2 separate regions of the Homo sapiens genome follow, and region 2 is linked to region 1. Evidence: chromatin loops called from intact Hi-C (ENCODE). Cell type or tissue: ascending aorta. All regions are shown on one strand. Links, peaks and the distances in the headings refer to the core of each region. The heading gives the core; the rest is flanking DNA. Region 1 overlaps SMAD3 (SMAD family member 3). Region 2 overlaps SMAD3 (SMAD family member 3).

What was found. Hi-C counts contacts between places; a loop is a spot of excess contacts. Peaks named below come from ENCODE experiments on the same cell type or tissue, not always from the same donor. Only the 100,000 strongest peaks of a DNase experiment are listed, where the experiment ranks them.
Region 2: a loop joins it to region 1, with 4 times the contacts of the local background. A loop is called at or near these places in 28 of 110 quality-filtered maps.

The regions. Positions count from the first base shown.
Region 1 is chr15:67,147,288-67,155,287 of GRCh38, forward strand. All of the region lies in intron 1 of SMAD3 (SMAD family member 3), which reads left to right. Among named protein-coding and RNA genes, the nearest start is that of SMAD3-AS1, 4.3 kb to the left of the region's middle. RefSeq lists enhancers at 1-666, 1-38, 1,045-1,852, 2,660-3,467, 5,991-6,160 and 1 more. In ascending aorta, for the core only: no CTCF peak of the experiment used is centred there; DNase peaks (open chromatin) are centred at 2,914 and 3,284; H3K4me3 peaks cover 534 bases; H3K27ac peaks cover 5,558 bases.
Region 2 is chr15:67,070,632-67,079,821 of GRCh38, forward strand. The region is part of intron 1 of SMAD3 (SMAD family member 3); the gene reads left to right. Among named protein-coding and RNA genes, the nearest start is that of SMAD3, 9.6 kb to the left of the region's middle. In ascending aorta, for the core only: no CTCF peak of the experiment used is centred there; DNase peaks (open chromatin) are centred at 5,740 and 6,115; H3K27ac peaks cover 4,494 bases.

The DNA.
Region 1 (8,000 bases), core at 1-8,000:
GGAAATGCCAGGCACAGCCGCTCCTCCACAGAAACCACTCTGTTCTTTCTGCTCTTGATGGAAGCTCCTGCCCTTTATTGTGGTGTTAGCTTCTTTGTTCAGTTACACCGACAGCTGAGTTTTCTATTTGGGGCCATAGTTTTGGGGTCATGATTCCTGGAGTAGAAAAAAAACAACATAGGAGCTCACTCAGAAGGATCCCTGGGTAAATGCCATCCTTTCCTGGGCCCCAGTTTCCTCACGTGTTCAGGGGGAAAAGAAGGTGGTGGTGAAATGCCCCCCACCAGCTCCAAAGTCCTGTGGTTCTGAGGCTGGAATATTCTGCAAAAGGACATTTGCACACCACCCTTCCACTGCCCCCGCCCCAGTGTCGTGTCCAGGTCCAGTTCTACCAGCCACAGATGTGAGCATGTCTGGAACCTGTCTACCTGTCTCATTCATTCCATGACCTCTGATTTTTGAGGTCAGTAATTCTGCAGCCTCCCTCACCTTTCTGGTTTAAAGCAACCTCCTCTCTCAGGAAGTTGTTTGAAATCAATTTAATTCCTTTATATCCCACATGACAGCTACGACTGCCACTGTTTAGTTGATGTTGGCGTCGGGTTTGGGGCTTACTTGGCTTTTGTGTTTGCTTCTAACCTGCAGAAAGAGTCAAAGTTCTGAAGTTTTCTCTCTCATCCTTTCTGTTTGTTGCTCCATGTACAGTAGGGAAGAGGAATTTTTGTTGGTAGTCCACATTTTTGATTACTTATTTGCTCTGCTGCTATATTATGATTCAGGTTTTCTCCAAGGCCCTAGGTGCCTAAAAGCATTGAAGGAATGAGAAGTGTAGACACAGAACACCTTTAAGCCACTTCCCCCTGCAAATTAGTGTATTTCACAGGTATTTGGAATGCTAGAAGGTACTAGAAGGTGAGAAGACACTAGAGATCCGTTGAACCCATCATTTTTTAAATGAGATAATCCATACCTAAAGACTCCTCCATGAGTCGGTAGCACAGCCAGAGGGAGGGCCACACACACCCCTGTCATCTAATGAGCAGCCAGGGCTCCAGTCCATCCCCAGTGTGGGCCATATATCTGTGTGCTTTCTCCTCTATTAAATCCAACACTTGATAAAAATCTCCAGTTAACAAATATTTGTTGAGCAAGTTTATTGCAAATCGCTGTATTTAATGTCTGCCTACAACCTTAGCCACAGATGACTCTCTCTCCCTGGTATGGCAAGTGGGCAGAGCTTCCTCATTCAAAAACATTTTAGCTTCCTGCACTTCCCCGCTGGTTGCTTTCGCCTAACTGGCACCTGTGGCTGTCATTCCCCTGCTGTTTTTAATTGCACCTCTCAAGACCAGCTGATTGCTTAAAGAACATTTCTGGTATTGGGCCCATGGCAGTAATGTGCGTCTGTGGATCCCTTTGCTATGAGGCTTGACTTCTTGATCGGGTTCACAAGGCTGGTGGGCAGCCTGAGATCTTTGCTTATTTCCTACGTCTTCTGAAAGGTACTATGAAGCTTACCAGTTGCTGATGCACGCTATCAGCTAATAATTCCATTACCATTACTATTTTCTGAGCAAATGTGACCTGCAAGCCCCTCGCTCCATCCAGGATGCAGGCAAAGTTAAGCTAGGTTTCCTTTCCCTCAAGGAGCTCCTGGCACAGTTGGGAAGGGAAGTCAGAAACACACAGAAGTCACTTCATCATACCAGGCCTTTGGTGCTAAATGATGATGAATTTGAAGAGTGTGGGACAGTGGGGATGGTGGACTGTAAGAGTTCGAGGAGGGGAGGATGGAGAGAGGTCATTCTTAGCAGAGAGCCACAGAGTGGGTTACTGTTTGAGCTGGAAGATAATTGGACCTCCAAGGGCTCTGTCCCCACCTGCACCTCAGCGCACTATGCTGGTGGCCAAGAGTGCAGGAGCCTCACATTCAGATACTGTGGCTGCAACATTTTACCTCCACTACTTGGGCCTGTTCAGCATTTTGAGTTTCTATGCCTGTAAATTAGGCCTGTCTAGGAAGTGGGGGTGAGGTGGTGGGTGGGCAGGTGCTCTGAATCTCAGCTGGGACTGGGTGGGCTGATACCGGGGAGAGTTGTAAGTATCTAGGACCCAGCGGGAGGACGCCTCACCTGGAACCCTTTGCTTGTTCCTGATTGTAGCTGTTTTAGGGATGCAGCTTTCAGACAAGGGCCACTTAGTTGATGAGGCCGGCTTAATCGAGGAGGGCTGTTGCCACCCTGACATTGTTAAGTGTGGGCCTGGCTTCTCTGAAGTCCTCCTTTCTTGCTTGTGTGGAATTCCTGTTTTCCTGCCCATAGGGGTTCTTTGCTGTCTTAGGTGAATTGCCCCAATGAACCAGAACCTTTTTTTTTTTAGGTACAATAGGAGGTCTGTACCCTTAGACAGAAAGGAATGCTAATTGGCCACTTAACTGTCCTCAGGGTACAGATGCCAGAATATACAGGGCACCCATTCTTTGTTACCATTTGGGATGGAAACTGCTTATATAAGCTTGTAAAGCTTTGGTTCAGAAAGCAAGAGAATGTGTATGGAACGTTAGCAATTGCTGTCATGCAAATGCTGCATTTTTTGCATGTAAAGGTACCTCTTTACCTCCATGGTCCTTAAACTAACTTTTTCAAGAAACATGGTCATTTCCCACCCTTCCTTTACTTCCAGCTCCCCATTCATACCCAACAGTGGCTAACTGAAAGGTTTGCAAATCCTGAAGGCTTTGGGGCTTCTTTTAAAAAGAAGAGACTGAGTTGTAAATGTCATAAGACTGAGATGGTTGTAAATGTCCCAACCATACTGTGTGACATTTGCTAGGAATTGTTGTAAAATCACTGGAGTGAGCGCTTGTCCTGAGGCACTGCCTCTCCGCGTGAATGTCACTGAGTCGCCCGGTTGACCCGTTGCATGTTATGCAGCACTTGTGACATTGTTTTATCTCTCTAGCCGGTGACTCATAATTAAGGAAGTCAAAACTGTGCAATTAACACAAAACCTCCTCATTTGCCCTCTTCACCTCTCCCCAACCCCCGCCCCCAGTCAGGAATGCCCGCCTGACATTTTCTCTAAGTCTTTGGAAACTTTAAGATTTGTTTTGATAGAACAAGGCCGCCAGTTATCATCGCCTGGTTCCACTTGTTTTACCCCAAAAGTCTGTGAGAATCTTTTCCAGGAAAAAAAAGAAAGAAAGAAAGAAAGTAAATCCCACCCCCAAGCGTGCAGTCTGCCCACAGGAAGTGATTCATGGTGCTCCGATTCGGGCAGACCTGACTGCAGGAGGCGGGAGGCTGGGAACCAGGTCTGGGAAAAGAGGGCAGAGAGAGGATACCCAGACCTAATGGCTTCTGCTCTGTGGAAGAAAGTGAAAAACAGAATGACTAAGAGTCCTGTAATAAGAATTGTTTGTTTTGTGAAGTTGAACTAATAGTGAGGTTTGCCGGCAGATAAGACTTGAGAAATTGCAGTTGTCAGGGGAGGGGACTTTTCCATGTCCTGCTTTTTTTTTTTTTTTTTTTTTATTAAGAGAGCAAAGCTATTTCTCAGTCTTTTTTTTTTTTTTTTTTTTTTTTTTGAGATGGAGTCTCTCTCTGTCGCCCAGGCTAGAGTGCAGTGGCACAATCTCGGCTCACTGCAACCTCCACCTCCCAGGTTCAAGTGATTCTCTTGCCTCAGCCTCCCCAGTAGCTGGGATTACAGGTGCCCACCACCATGCCTGGCTAATTTTTTTGTATTTTTAGTAGAGACGGGGTTTCACCATGTTGGCCAGGTTGGTCTTGGAACTCCTGACCTCAGGTGATCTGCCCACCTTGGCTACCCAGAGTGCTGGGATTACAGACGTGAGCCACCACGCCAGGCCTTATATCTCAGTCTTAAGACATTCATATATTAGTGGAAGGCCCAGATTTGTGTTTCAGTTCTACCTTGCCACCTCTAAGCCTGTTTTCTTTTCTTTGGAGAAGAGGGTCTAAGATGAGACCATTATCTCACAGTCTCCAATAGCTCTTTCTCCCCATTTTCCCTTTTATTTATTTATTTATTTATTTATTTTGAGACGGAGTCTCTCTCTGTTGCCCAGGCTGGAGTGCAGTGGCACAATCTCGGCTCACTGCAACCTCCACCTCCTGGGTTCAAGCGATTCTCCTGCCTCAGCCTCCTGAGTAGCTGGGACTACAGGCTTGCGCCACCATGCCCGGCTAATTTTTGTATTTTTAGTAGAGACAGGGTTTCACTATGTTGGCCAGGCTGGTCTCGAACTCCTGACCTTGTAATCCACCCACCTCAGCCTCGCAAAGTGCTGGGATTACAAGCATGAGCCATTGCACCCAGGCTATTTTCCCTTTTTCCTTTCCCTCTAAAGTTAGAGTTTTTGAAAAATATTTGATTTTTTTAAATTGACAAATAATTGTCCATATTCATGGGATACATAGTGATGTTTTGATACATATTAATGTCATTATGGTGATCACATCAGGTTAATTAGCATCTCCATCCTGTCAAGCATTTATCATTTCTTTGGGTTGGAAGCATTCAATATCCTCCTTCTATTTGAAACTATGTAATATATGAATGTTACTATGTATGTTACTATATAAGCATTCAATATTCTCCTATTTGAAACTATGTAATATATGATTATACATAGTAACAATCATATATTACATAATAATTGTAAACTATGTAATAATAATATTGTAATATATGATTGCTAGATATTTGAAGCTATATAATATATTATTGTTAAGTATAATCATCTTACAGTGGTTTAGGACACTAGAACTGATTTTTCCTCTTTAGCTGTAATTTTGAGACCTTTAACAAATTTCTCCCCATCCCTCTGTTCCCTTTACACTTTTCAGCCTCTAGTATCTTCTATTCTGTTTTTACAAAGTTAGAGTTTTGGGGCTGATAAATGTTTTTACCTAAATACTCATTTTTGTTTCCACCAAATGGAACATCATGTTGTCGTAGAATGAAGGAATCCTTTCTGTCCTATGGGTTATTTTCTTCTCCCTCAAACTGACAATGCAAATTAATTTGATTCCCCAAAGTAGTTTGGAAACAGAGAAGACTCTAAGTGTTGGCTACATGAACAGGCCTGCTGCCGAGCGAGAGGCCCAGATCACCCAGAATGAGAAGATGGGTCTAAACACACCTGGCTTTGTGACTTACTCCATTTCAAGCTTCCTGTATTGTTGGAGGTCAGCTTTTGGGGGTGAGGGATTTTAATGAAAGCTGAGGTGAAGTCCACTGTTGCCTTAAGCCCATCAGAACGTTGCCAAGGGCTGTGAGTATGCTGAATGGGTCCATGAGTGATCTCTTAAAAAAACATAAACCATTGTCAGGCCTAATTTTCAGCAGAGTGAAATGGCCACCCAGAAGATTCTGTGAAGCCTGGCAACTTTTCCCTTTCTTCCAGTAGTCACAGACCAACCCAGATCTTTGTAGCATCTTTTATTTGTGACTTGAAAGTTCTATGATCCTGCTGACACTCAAGAAAAAGCAATCCCCATCAACTTGGTGCTTGGAGAAAAAAGTTTGTGAAGACCAAAGCTATTAAATAGAAAAGCCCTAAACACTCTCCTCCTCCTCCTCCTTCAATATTTAACCGTCTTCTTTGCATGGGGGAAGGGAGGGGCTCTCACCACAGCCAAAAGAGAATCTCTGCTGATTTAAACCCAGTGTGCTTTGTAGTCATAGAGAACTGAGTTTGGAGTGTAACATCTAGGTTCAAGCCCAGGCACTGTTCCTTGCTGGGTGACTTTGGGCAAGTCACTCAGCATCAAAAATTTTTCATCTGTAAAATGGGAGTGATGAGATACTCAGCCTGCAGGATCCCTTTATCCAGTGAGTTACTGAGTGAGAAGTGCTGGGTAAACGCTTGCTCTGAGGTGTAAATTGCTTCTGTTTGGCCAGGTGCAGTGGCTCACGCCTGTAATCCAAGCACTTTGGGAGGCTGGGGCAGGTGGATCACCTGAGGTCAGGCGTTTGAGACCAGCCTGGCCAATATTGTGAAACCCCGTCTCTACTAAACATGCAAAAATTAGCCAGGCGTGGTGGTGCATGCCTGTAATCCCAGCTACGCAGAAGGCTGAGGCAGGAGAATCACCTGAACTGGAGGTTGCAGTGAGCCAAGATCACTCCGCTGTACTCCAGCCTGGGCAACAAGAGCAAAACTCCGTCTTGGGGGGCGGGCGGGGGGGATTCCTTCTGTTTTCCCGCATCTTGCTCATCTCAGAGCATTTCCTTAGCCCAGGGGGATCTCAAGGGGAGGGAAGAGAGCAGATTTGCCCCCCAGGGGACATTTGGCAATGTTTAGAGGTATTTTTTTTCAGTTGTCACAGCTGCAGGTGGGTCACAGCTACCGGCATCCAGTGTGAGGGAGCCAGACATGCTGTTAAGCATTCTATATCTGTCTCTACACAGGACAGCCCCCTAGCCCCAACAAAGATTAGCCCAAAACATCAGTAGTGCCAACGTTGAGAAACTCTGGGCCTCGCCAAATCCATAGCCTGATGTTGAAAAGTTCTTGGTGTCTGCGTGCTTTACAGATAATTATCATCAGGCTGAACTTTCTCCAGTAACCAACCTTCTTCTTTTCCAGAAAGTACAAATTCTGTGCCCACCCATGGCCCTTGGGAGGTGGGATAGCCCAAGGTCTAGGCGATCTTTGTGTGTTTCCAGTGGAGTCCAGCCCTCCCAAGGATAAGGCAAGGTGTTTCTTGGCTTCCCCCTCCAAGGATCTGCCCAGGAGCCTTCTGCAACCTCTGTGGCTCCTGCCCAGGTTGCCCCATCTGCCTGGGGCACTTGTCATGGACCTGAGCCGGCTGCTCTGGAGAACTAGCAGAGGGAAAGAGAGGACTAAATATAATGGGAAGAAGTGAAGAAGAGGCCAGCTGCTGGTCTGGAGGATGGCATAGGGGGCTGCAGCCTGGCATTTTATTTGGTTTCCCCCTAGACTGGCAGCATTCATGCCCAAAGCACTAGATATTGTCCATTTATAAGTTCAGATGAAAATTGAGTTGTTCTTGGTGGAAATGTTTTAGTGACTGGTATCAAGGGTTATGAAATCCTGTTTTCAGCTCTTCATGTCCAATCTAAACTGGAACATTCAAAAACATGCTTAGCACACTTACAGAACTTGTTGGGAACACTCAGGAAACTCAGCTACAGGCAGAGCACATGGTCACTGTGGTAGAACTTGCAGTGAGACCTCAATTATCTAGAACCTGGCCAACCACATACTTGACCTCACTAGATGTCTTTGTGGCACCAAATGAAAAGAACAGGCTAATGTTGGAAATGGAGTTTAAATAAACAACAACAGTTTTAAAAATCTTTGAAAATGCCAGGGTGTAGTATATTCAGTGTACATCCTGAGTTCTGTTTGTAACTCTTTGATTCCAAGCTTCAGAAAATTACAATTATAGGCTAATTTTTTATACTACTACTAATCGTAATATAATCAAATTATATGTCTTTCAACCAGAGTCAACAACTGCTCAGTCCCTTTTTTTAAAAAAAAATTAAAAACACTTGTCATCTTAAAGACCTTCAGACAACTTAAGATTCAATACAACAAAGAAAAAATTGTCTTGCTGTTCTTAACCTACCAAAGCAGGCAAGTAGACGCACATGTGTTTTACACACGTCATTGGAAGAAGGCTGGCAATACCAGCTTGGTTGCAAGGAAAGAGGCAATTGTGAGGACTCCTTCTCACACTGCAGTAATTTGCTGAGTGACCTTGAACAAGGATCTTAATGCATCAGAGTCTGTTTCCTCAACCCCAAAATGAAGGGATTGGACCAGATGCCCTCAAGGTTCCTCAAGGGTCAGCTGTCACAGTTCTCCAAAGTGAGTTTTCAGGCAGACATAGAGTTAGCCAGTGTCGCCTCACCAGGACATTTTGTTTTCTGAACATTGGGCCTCTGTGGTTTGTCACATACACCCAGGGGACTGGGCTCATAACTCCCTGAAGAACCTCTGC
Region 2 (9,190 bases), core at 1,191-9,190, 75 kb before region 1:
CTCTTTCTCATTCCCAGCTACCAGTAGAAATATGAGATCTAGTATGGATGATTTTTGATGGGGGCGGGCGTTGATGTGCCTTTTAAATATTGTAGAATTCACTATGTTAGGAAATAAAATAATGACAGGCATCTGTTTTTTTCTGAAAAAAACACAAAATTCAGGTCCTGTACCTGCCATTTTACCACCTGCAAGGATTTGGGAATCCATTTAAGTTTCACAGCTTTTATATCTGCACCTGTCAAGTCAGGATGAGATAAGTTCTGTGGAAGTGTTTTGTGAACCAGAGAATTTGACAGGTATGTTACGTTTATACTTCATTCTGCATCATTCATTCATTATTGAATTATTCAGTCCTTCGTTGAGAACATACTACAATGACCACAGCAGGGTCCCTGTACTCAAAGAGCTCCCTGTCTAGAGCGGGAGACAGACTTGCCCAAAGGTATGAGGCATGAGCTGCAGCTGAGGAATGTGCTAAGTGCCCAGCAATGTGGAAACACAGTTAATTCTGTGGGAGGAGGTGTAGAGAGGAGGAGAACCCATGAGAGGTGGAAAACTAAGAAGGGGACAAGGGTTATCCAAAGGAAGCTTTTTGGACTGCAGTATGATGTTGGGAACTTTTTGGTACATGGGGATAGTTCCCTATAAGAATGAGGACGTCTTTATCCTCTTTTACTAAACTGAGTGCTGCTATAAATATGTTACCTTGTAACTGGCACTGAACAGCTAGTGACTTGGGTGCTATATTTTACTCCACTGTAAAGCATTTTCTCTTTGAAGTAAAAAGTAAGTTAGTACTGCAAACTGAAATTCAGGTTTCCTTGGTGGGAACAGGGACTTTAGATGTATCAGCTCAGAATATGACAGGGAGTGTTAATAAAAAGTGGACAACTTGGCTGGGCACGGTGGCTCACACCTGTAATCCCAAGCACTTTGGGAGGCCGAGGCAGGCGGATCACGAGGTCAGGAGATCACAACCATTCTGGCTAACACGGTGAAACCCTGTCTCTACTAAAAATACAAAAAAATTAGCCGAGCTTGGTGGCAGGCGCCTGTAGTCCCAGCTACTCGGGAGGCTGAGGCAAGAGAATGGCGTGAACCCAGGAGGCGGAGCTTGCAGTGAGCCGAGATCGCGCCACTGCACTCCAGCCTGGGCGACAGAGCGAGACTCTGTCTCAAAATAAATAAATAAATAAATGAAAAGTGGACAACTTGCAGATGGTTGTTTTGAAATTCAAAGCTTCGGTGTGACCTAGCTTCTCATTTCTCTAGTTAACACTTGCTGAGAATAAATCCTAGACGCCTGAGTTTCTGAATGAACATAGGTGCTTTTAGTGGTATATTTTTTAAAAAGTCTTTGCAAGGGTGAAGTTTTAAATGACAATTTTAATAACAGAAAAATATGAATACAGTCGCATTTAATTCTGATGAGAAATGCAAGAAGTTGATGAAATTGAAAGAATTTGTTTCAAGCTTATCACATCAGGAATCCAACTAAATGAGTTAAAAAATAAATATTGGTTTAATAATGTAAACATGTGATTGCTGTATTATTATAATGGAATAAAATTAACACGATTTAATGAACTGAGCGACCATTAATTTTTACTTGTTAATTTATTAGGAGATTTTAATGCCATTTGATGCACAGTACAGCCATTATTCTGCGTGAGCTCCTTAATGAAATAAATAAGACCAAGCAGGGCTTGCTTCAAATTGGAATCAGCTTTCATTCCTGTTAACCTTATTCTCCCACCTTTATTCACCTCTCCTTCAGCTTCCTGTAATTGCAATTAAGTTCTCTAAGATTGGAATGCAGTTTTCTTAATCAGCAAGTCTCATCAATAGTCCTAATTGACTTTTGCCCTTTTCTCCTTTGCCATATTGACTGATTAAAACAAAAGCAAAACTTAAAGACTCCATTCCCTCCCCCAAATCCCCATCTCATAGTGTTGGTTGGCTGGCAAGAGAACTGCCCAAGAAGGCTGCTCATGATGGCAGCCTGCTGAATGTGCAGGGGGTGGAAGTTCACCAGCCATGTGCAGACGTGAATGGCTGGTGCAGTGTTGGATGGGACTAACTCCTCCCTAAGGAGGGGTATGACCTTCTGTTGGCCTCTGACAAGTCCCTGAGCCATGGAGCCTTCAGTCTTCCCATCTTCAAGCACAATGGTTCCTGGAAACAGTGGGAAGTTGCCATCCTAAGCCCACCCTACAGAAGTTTGGTTTCTAATTTTACTGTGTTCTAAGCTTTAGAACCGAGACAATTCCAAGAGAACTTGTCCAGTTCATTTTTATGCCTTCCTTTAATGCCGTACCAGGTGCTAATTTCTGTGCCAGATAATGCGGACAAAATAGTGAATAAGGCAGATACTGTCCCTGGTGCCTTCTGTAGCTTCTAGTCCACTGGCTGTGAAACACAGGTTCTTTGGAGTTGTAAGAATGCTGTATGTGTTCACTCTTTAGCTAATTTGTAAATACTGTTTTTTTGGTGCCAAACCACATCCCCCAAGCTCTGCAGTTTATTGACTTGACAAGGATCTCTCTCTCTCTTTCTCTTTCTCTCTGTATAACATAATCCTTTGTTTCGACTTAACAGTTTGAGAAATAAACAAATCTATAGCATACTATCCACTGTTGGTTATCTAAGACCCTTCCTATAAACAGCAGCCTGCCACAGTGGCAACTGCTGTAGAATGTTTTGGCAGAGACTCAGTTTAAAATGAAAACACAGTAGAAGCCTATTAATTAAGAAGTTTGGCTAATTCTGGACTAGGCAAAAGTTTGTTTAGCAGGCCTTTTTGCCCCATAAATGCTGTCAAAGAAAAATTAATAAACAAGAGTTTGGGGATTATTTTGGAGGTAGGAGTCAGCAGACCTTGGTAGGTTCTAGACGTGGCTCTGTTTCTGATTAGCTGTGTGACCTGGGACAAGTCACCTTCTTTGGGCCTCGAATGTTCTCAACTGGAAAATAGGCTAGATAAACTCTATTGGAGGGCCTTTCTAACTTGGAATTGGTATTCATACAAGCATTTTATTTTATTTTATTTTATTTTTTGAGATGGAGTTTCGCTCTTGTTGCCCAGGCTAAAGTGCAATGGCGCGGTCTTGCCTCACTGCAACCTCCGCTTCCCAGGTTCAAGTGATTGTCCTGCCTCAGCCTTCTGAGTAGCTGGGATTACAGGCATGTGCCACCACACCCGGCTAATTTTGTATTTTTATCAGAGACCAGTTTCGCCATGTTGGCCAGGCTGGTCTCCAACTCCTGGCCTCAAGTGATCTGCCCGCCTCGGCCTCCCAAAGTGCTGGGATTCCAGGCCTGAGCCACCGCGCCCGGCCACATACAAACATTTTAAAAGCTCCCAGTTGCACGCATCTAGTTGATCAGTGAATGACAGATCTTTCTTAATTATTGATGTTCCAAGACTCTATCAGCCTGGTGTCAATTAATTTACATAAGTAAAAATAATAAAATTGTAATTCAGCCTTTAATTTTGGTGATTTCCCTCCCTCTTCCTTGCCTCTTCCTTACTCTGTGAGTCTAAATCAGTGAAATTTAACTACAAAGGAATATGAAAATAATGCTAGGATGAAGATGTGGAGGCTGTGCCTCTTGAGATGCAGTGAACAGTTTTTCTTCTTTTGTTGCTATTTTTGACTATTCTAAGAACAGGAAGTTTACTTAAACTAATGACCACAGATGCCTAAAAATGGTTAAATGTAAGAGGTAGGCATTATAGAGGATACCTGTGGAAAATGTTTGCTCATATGTCAAAGTTTACCCAGGAAGCTTCCTTTATTTATTTCCAAGCATCTATATAAAGAAAGGCTGCACTTGATTGCGTAAGCATGAGCCTTTTGTTAGGCAGCGTGGATGTTGCAAGTTTAAACCCCAACTAGGAAATGAAAAGTGAGTTTCCTCCTAAATAGTTCTTTTTCAGTATCACATGGCTCTCCCAGCTTACATCTGGCAAGTTTTTCTCTTGAGTGCTTTGCCGGTAGTTTAGGACTCCAGTATTGTATTGTATTGTTTGTTTGTTTCTTTATCTCTGTCTCTCTCTTTTTTTGTTTTTTGAGACGGAGTCTTGCTGTGTCGCCCAGGCTGGAGTGCAGTGGCGTGATCTCAGCTCACTGCAACCTCCGCCTCCCAGGTTCAAGCAGTTCTCCTGCCTCAGCCTCCCATGTAGCTGGGACTACAGGCGCCCGCCACCATGCCCAGCTAATTTTTGTATTTTTAGTAGAGATGGGGTAGGACTCCAGTATTAAGAAACACTGTGTATGGCTTTGCCTTTGAAACCTACAGAGTTATGAATCTGGTCCCTTTTGCTGCTAAGTGTTGCATCACAAACTGCCAAGCCAAGTTGTAACTCTGAGGTGTCACCATTTTTTTTTTCTTTTCAACTGGACATTTGAAAATAGTAATGCTTTTTGGGTGTGTGTTTTTTAAAGGTCTGTTTTTACGCTGTCACTGCTCAAAAATGCCAAAAGGCATTTTTTCCTTAAAAAATCACCTCTGGGCTAAGCCCAAATGTGGAGTAATGAATCCAGAAAGGACTTTTTGAGTAGTTACAAGTGGCTGAAAGCAGGCACTGGTGATGGAAATTGGGTTTTTCCTTTTGCTTCAAATCTTCCTGGTTGTAAACTTTTTCTTACCCTTATTGAAGTCAGACTCAAGGTGGGTCTAATTTCTCCCAGCCCATGGGAAGGCAGAGTGAATTACTGCTTGTTGTGCCAACCCTTTACATTTTGTGTGTGGCTGTTTGTCTCTACCCAGACAGGTTCTTCACATATTACCTGGGGAGCAGGAGAGGGGGAGGACAGGAAGAGCACAGTTGGGCAGAAAGAGCAAAGCCTCTCAAGTCTGATGGGTTTGGGTTTGAGTCTGACAGTTATTAGCTATGTGGTGACCTTGGGTACTTTGCTTCAACTTATTGAGCCCCAGTTTCTGCATCTGTAAAATGAGGATGAAACTACCTACTTCATAGAAATCAACCCAAGTGGCCGGGCACGGTGGCTCATGCCTATAATCCCAGCACTTTGGGAGGCCAAGGTGGATGGATCACCTGAGGTCAAGAGTTTGAGACCAGCCTGACCAATATGGTGAAACCTCGGCTCTACTAAAAATATAAAAATTAGCCGGGCATGGTAGCGGGCGCCTGTAATTTCAGCTACTCAGGAGGCTGAGACAGGAGAATTGCTTGAACCTGGGAGCCAGAGCTTGCCGTGAGCCAAGATCGCACCATTGTACTCCAGCCTGGGCAACAGAGTGAGACTCTGTCTCAAAAAAAAAAAAAATCAACGCAAGTGAGATAAGATGTATCAAGTACTTTGCCAGTATCGATCATAATACATAGTAGATGCTTAGTAAACGCTCATTTTTCCTTTCCAAGGGGAAATTTGGCAGATGATGTCCGTCGACTCCAATAGGTGATCCCCTTCCCATCCCGACACACTTGCTCACAGAGCATTCTCCTTTGGAGAGTCTCAGTTGATATAGGAAAAGGATCTACTTCAACACACACAGAGAACATACAGACATGCCACTTGTTGATGTAAGGCTTGGCAGGCTATTGAAAGAGAAACAATTCATATTCTTAGGCGGTTCTGCCCTCCCCCATCACCTTCTCTATCATTATTCTTAAAAATTTGTTTGGTCGACTAAAAATAATAGTACTAAAAACAAACTTCGATGAATCAGGTCTCCTGGGGCGGGGGATGGGTAAGATCCTGAAGCAGAAACGCAGTGACTCACGCGCCTGTCACTGATAGCTGCCCGTAAGTGCATGGAAGTGCATGATGTTTATTGTTGCTGGTGTTTTTTTGAGGCCCAAGTTGGAATGCACTTCCGGCTCCCCCTCAAGTACTAGCTTACTGGTTAGGTGGGCTGTTGAGTGAGAATGGTCAGGTCCAGAAACTCATGGCTCTGAAATGACCCAGACGTGGTGGCTATACCCTTGACTGCCCTCAGATACGTGCAAGAGGGAGCTCACGCTTCAAGAGTCATGCTTTGGCCCTCCACCTGGCTGTGCTCCTCTTACTGGGGCAAGGAGACTGTAGGGCCAAGGGACAGGCCCATCTAGAGCAAGCACTTCCTTTTTCCAGATCATGCTCAGAGGCCTGACCCTTCCAGTTCCCTGCATCAGTGTCTTGAGCCTGTTTCCAAGTCCTGCGTGGGCCTCTTCCCCAGGTCTGTTTTACTTGAGGGCAGACTGTGTTGGCCATGGACAGCATGTGTACCTGTGGGACCAATGGCTGGGCAAGGGGTGCAGGGGCATGAAGGAATTGGCTAGAGCTTGGACTTGTGGCCTGGGGACTCTACTTGGGTGTGCACAAGGCCTCTGAAAGTTATGGGTGGTGCTAGGGGTGGGCTGAGATCTTGGGCTGGGTCTCTCTGAGCTTCCACATTCCATTGTGAAACCAAGAGGTCAGGGAATCCTAAACTCAAACCTGGACTTATTAAAGTATTGGTCAAGGCAGGATGATAGAACGCATTCTGTGTAACCGTTTGTTACCTTGATTTGTCTTTAAATACTACATATGGTGTGTAGGCCTTCCTCTGTATTTTTGCTCTTAGGGCAGGCATTTCTGTATGTATGTATGTATGTACGTATGTATGTATGTATGTATTTATTTTTGTAGCATCCGCTCAGTTGCGTGGCCACAACTGAATCCCAGTCCAGGTGGCACCATTATATGGGTAGCATTTTGGAGATGTTCACAGGAATTGATTTCCCTCACCCTCAACCCAGGCCAGAGTGAATTTAATGCAGATGAGGGAGAAGGTGCTACATATTATAGCTGCTCATTCAAAAAGTGGAGCAGAGAGCTGGACCACTGAATGTGCCTTTGTTTGCTGGAAATCTTTATTAAGTACCAGAGATATAGAGATGAAGTTGTGTCTCTGAACTGCTCAGAGGCAAAAAAGGGACACCAGTAACCACAGTTATGGTGGGCCTGTGGAAGAGACACTATAGTGAAGGTCAAACAAAATATTTGGGAGCCTAGAGGAAGAACAGGTCTATTTCTGGAGGTATCAGAAGGCTTCACAGAGGAGGCAATACTCAATTGGGGCCTTGAAGGATGGATAGGAGTGTAGGAGTGGAGTGGGAGGCAGCACAGAGCACAGACCAGACTGCGGAAGGGCCTGACATCTAGGGAAGGCAAGACAGTTTAGGGTGGCCAGAGTGTGGATGAGGGAGTGGCCAGAGAGGAGTTGGAGAAGGATGTTGTCAAGGGCTTTGGCTTGCCAAACTTCGTACTTTGTGTTTGGACCTTGCTCTGTAAGTGTCCAGGAGATTTTAAAGCAGGGGAGTGGCACGGTGAAAGCCACCACTCTATCGTTTCTTGTTTCATTTCCTCCTCTTACCCAGTGGCTGTTAACAGCAGGTTTTCTGCCCGAGTTATCCAGGTCAGAGTCATAATCCCTTACAGTACCATGTGGACAGCTTTAGGCTATGTCTGGAGCAGGTTGAAGATAGTGTTTTGTTCACTGTCAGGAGAGAAGACATGTTGTTCAGCCAGGAGGGCTCAGGGACCCCAGGCGTTCAGGTAATTAGCCAGTGAGTCATGTCAGGCTTTTGATATGGATACCTTGGGAAACTAAGTGGGGTGTTGCTGGCCTCCATGCAGATGCCTGGTCTACCCAAGCACAGGCCCCCAAATTAGATCTCGGCCTCTGCTGGGTCTTCCCTGTGCCTGACACAGTGCCTTCATATGGACCGTCTCTGGTCAGTGTTTTCAATTTCTTTGTTGATGATCATCAATCAAGGCCAGGCTTTCCAATTCCAGACCACACTGCAATCAGTGGAAACTACCTAAATTCAGTACTGCAGACCCATAGCAGGATGTATGTTTATTGAAAACAGATTATATTCCTTAATGAGAGACTAAAACAGCATGTTTAAATCAGTATTCTTCATTCCTTTTATCATTGAGAGATTGGTTATTATTTACCTCGCCTTTAGAGGGTCAGCTTGGTGGTGGTGGTGGTGGTTTAAGTTGCTGGGTTTTTAAAAGATTGAGTTTCATGTCCAAGGACTGATTCTACTTCATGGGCTGTTTTTGAAAACATTGCTAGAAACCTCTTAACTGAAGGCAAGACCAGGGGCAGCCTATTGCTGCGGAGTGCCCTGGGTTCAAATCCCTGCTCCCCAACTTACTGCGGTGGTGACTGTGGACATGTTGTTTAACTTATTTGAGCTTCCTTTTCCTCATCAGTAAAATGGGAAAAACAATGACCTCCCTCAAGGAGGGATGTTATTGAAGTTATTTACTTAAATCAGATTAGATTTATTTTAGATTAAAAGCTTCTTGCAAGCTGTGAAATGTTTTGCAATGTCACATATTATTATTTTTTTTTTTTGAGACGGAGTTTCGCTCTTGTTGCCCAGGCTGGAGTGCAAAGGCGTGATCTTGGCTCACGGCAACCTCTGCTTCCCGGATTCAGGCTATTCTCCTGCCTCAGCCTCCCGAGTAGCTGGGATTACAGGCATGCACCACCATGCCTGGCTAATTTTGTATTTTTAGTAAAGACGGGGTTTTTCTATGTTGGTCAGGCTGGTCTCGAACTCCCGACCTCAGGTGATCTGCCCGCGTCAGCCTCCCAAATTGCTGGGATTGCAGGTGTAAGCCACCGCACCTCGCCCCCCGCATATTATTTCTTTATGGTGTAGAACTCACTAATACTGCTAAAAACCCTTTCTGACAGAGATGGGAGTTAAGGCTTCTAAGTTCACACCCAGATTTCCACAGAGACCTTAGAGACAATCATAAATATTGCACAAAATTATATTGGAATATGAGCTCGGGGCACATAGGCTCTGGTGCCTTGTACTAGAAGCTTAGGTGAGCTGTTACTCTTGGCCATGTCCAAGCATTTGACTCAGAAGATGGTCGAGTCAGCAGTGTTGACTGTTAGCAAATCACCTAAGCCCACTCACATGGGGTGATCCTGGTACGTGTTGCATGGACTGAGTGTCAACTGCATGCTGAGTGTATGCCAGAGGGGGTGATCTCCTTGATCTTATTTACTTACCTACAGTACTCTGGGTACTTATGTATTTATGTTTACAGAGGAGGAGGCTGAAGCATTGAGGGGTCAGTGGCAGAACAGGAATCTTAACTCTGGTCTCTGGTTCCTAGTTCTCTGAGCTCTACCCCATAGCCCCTCAAGAAAGGATGGCCATTGT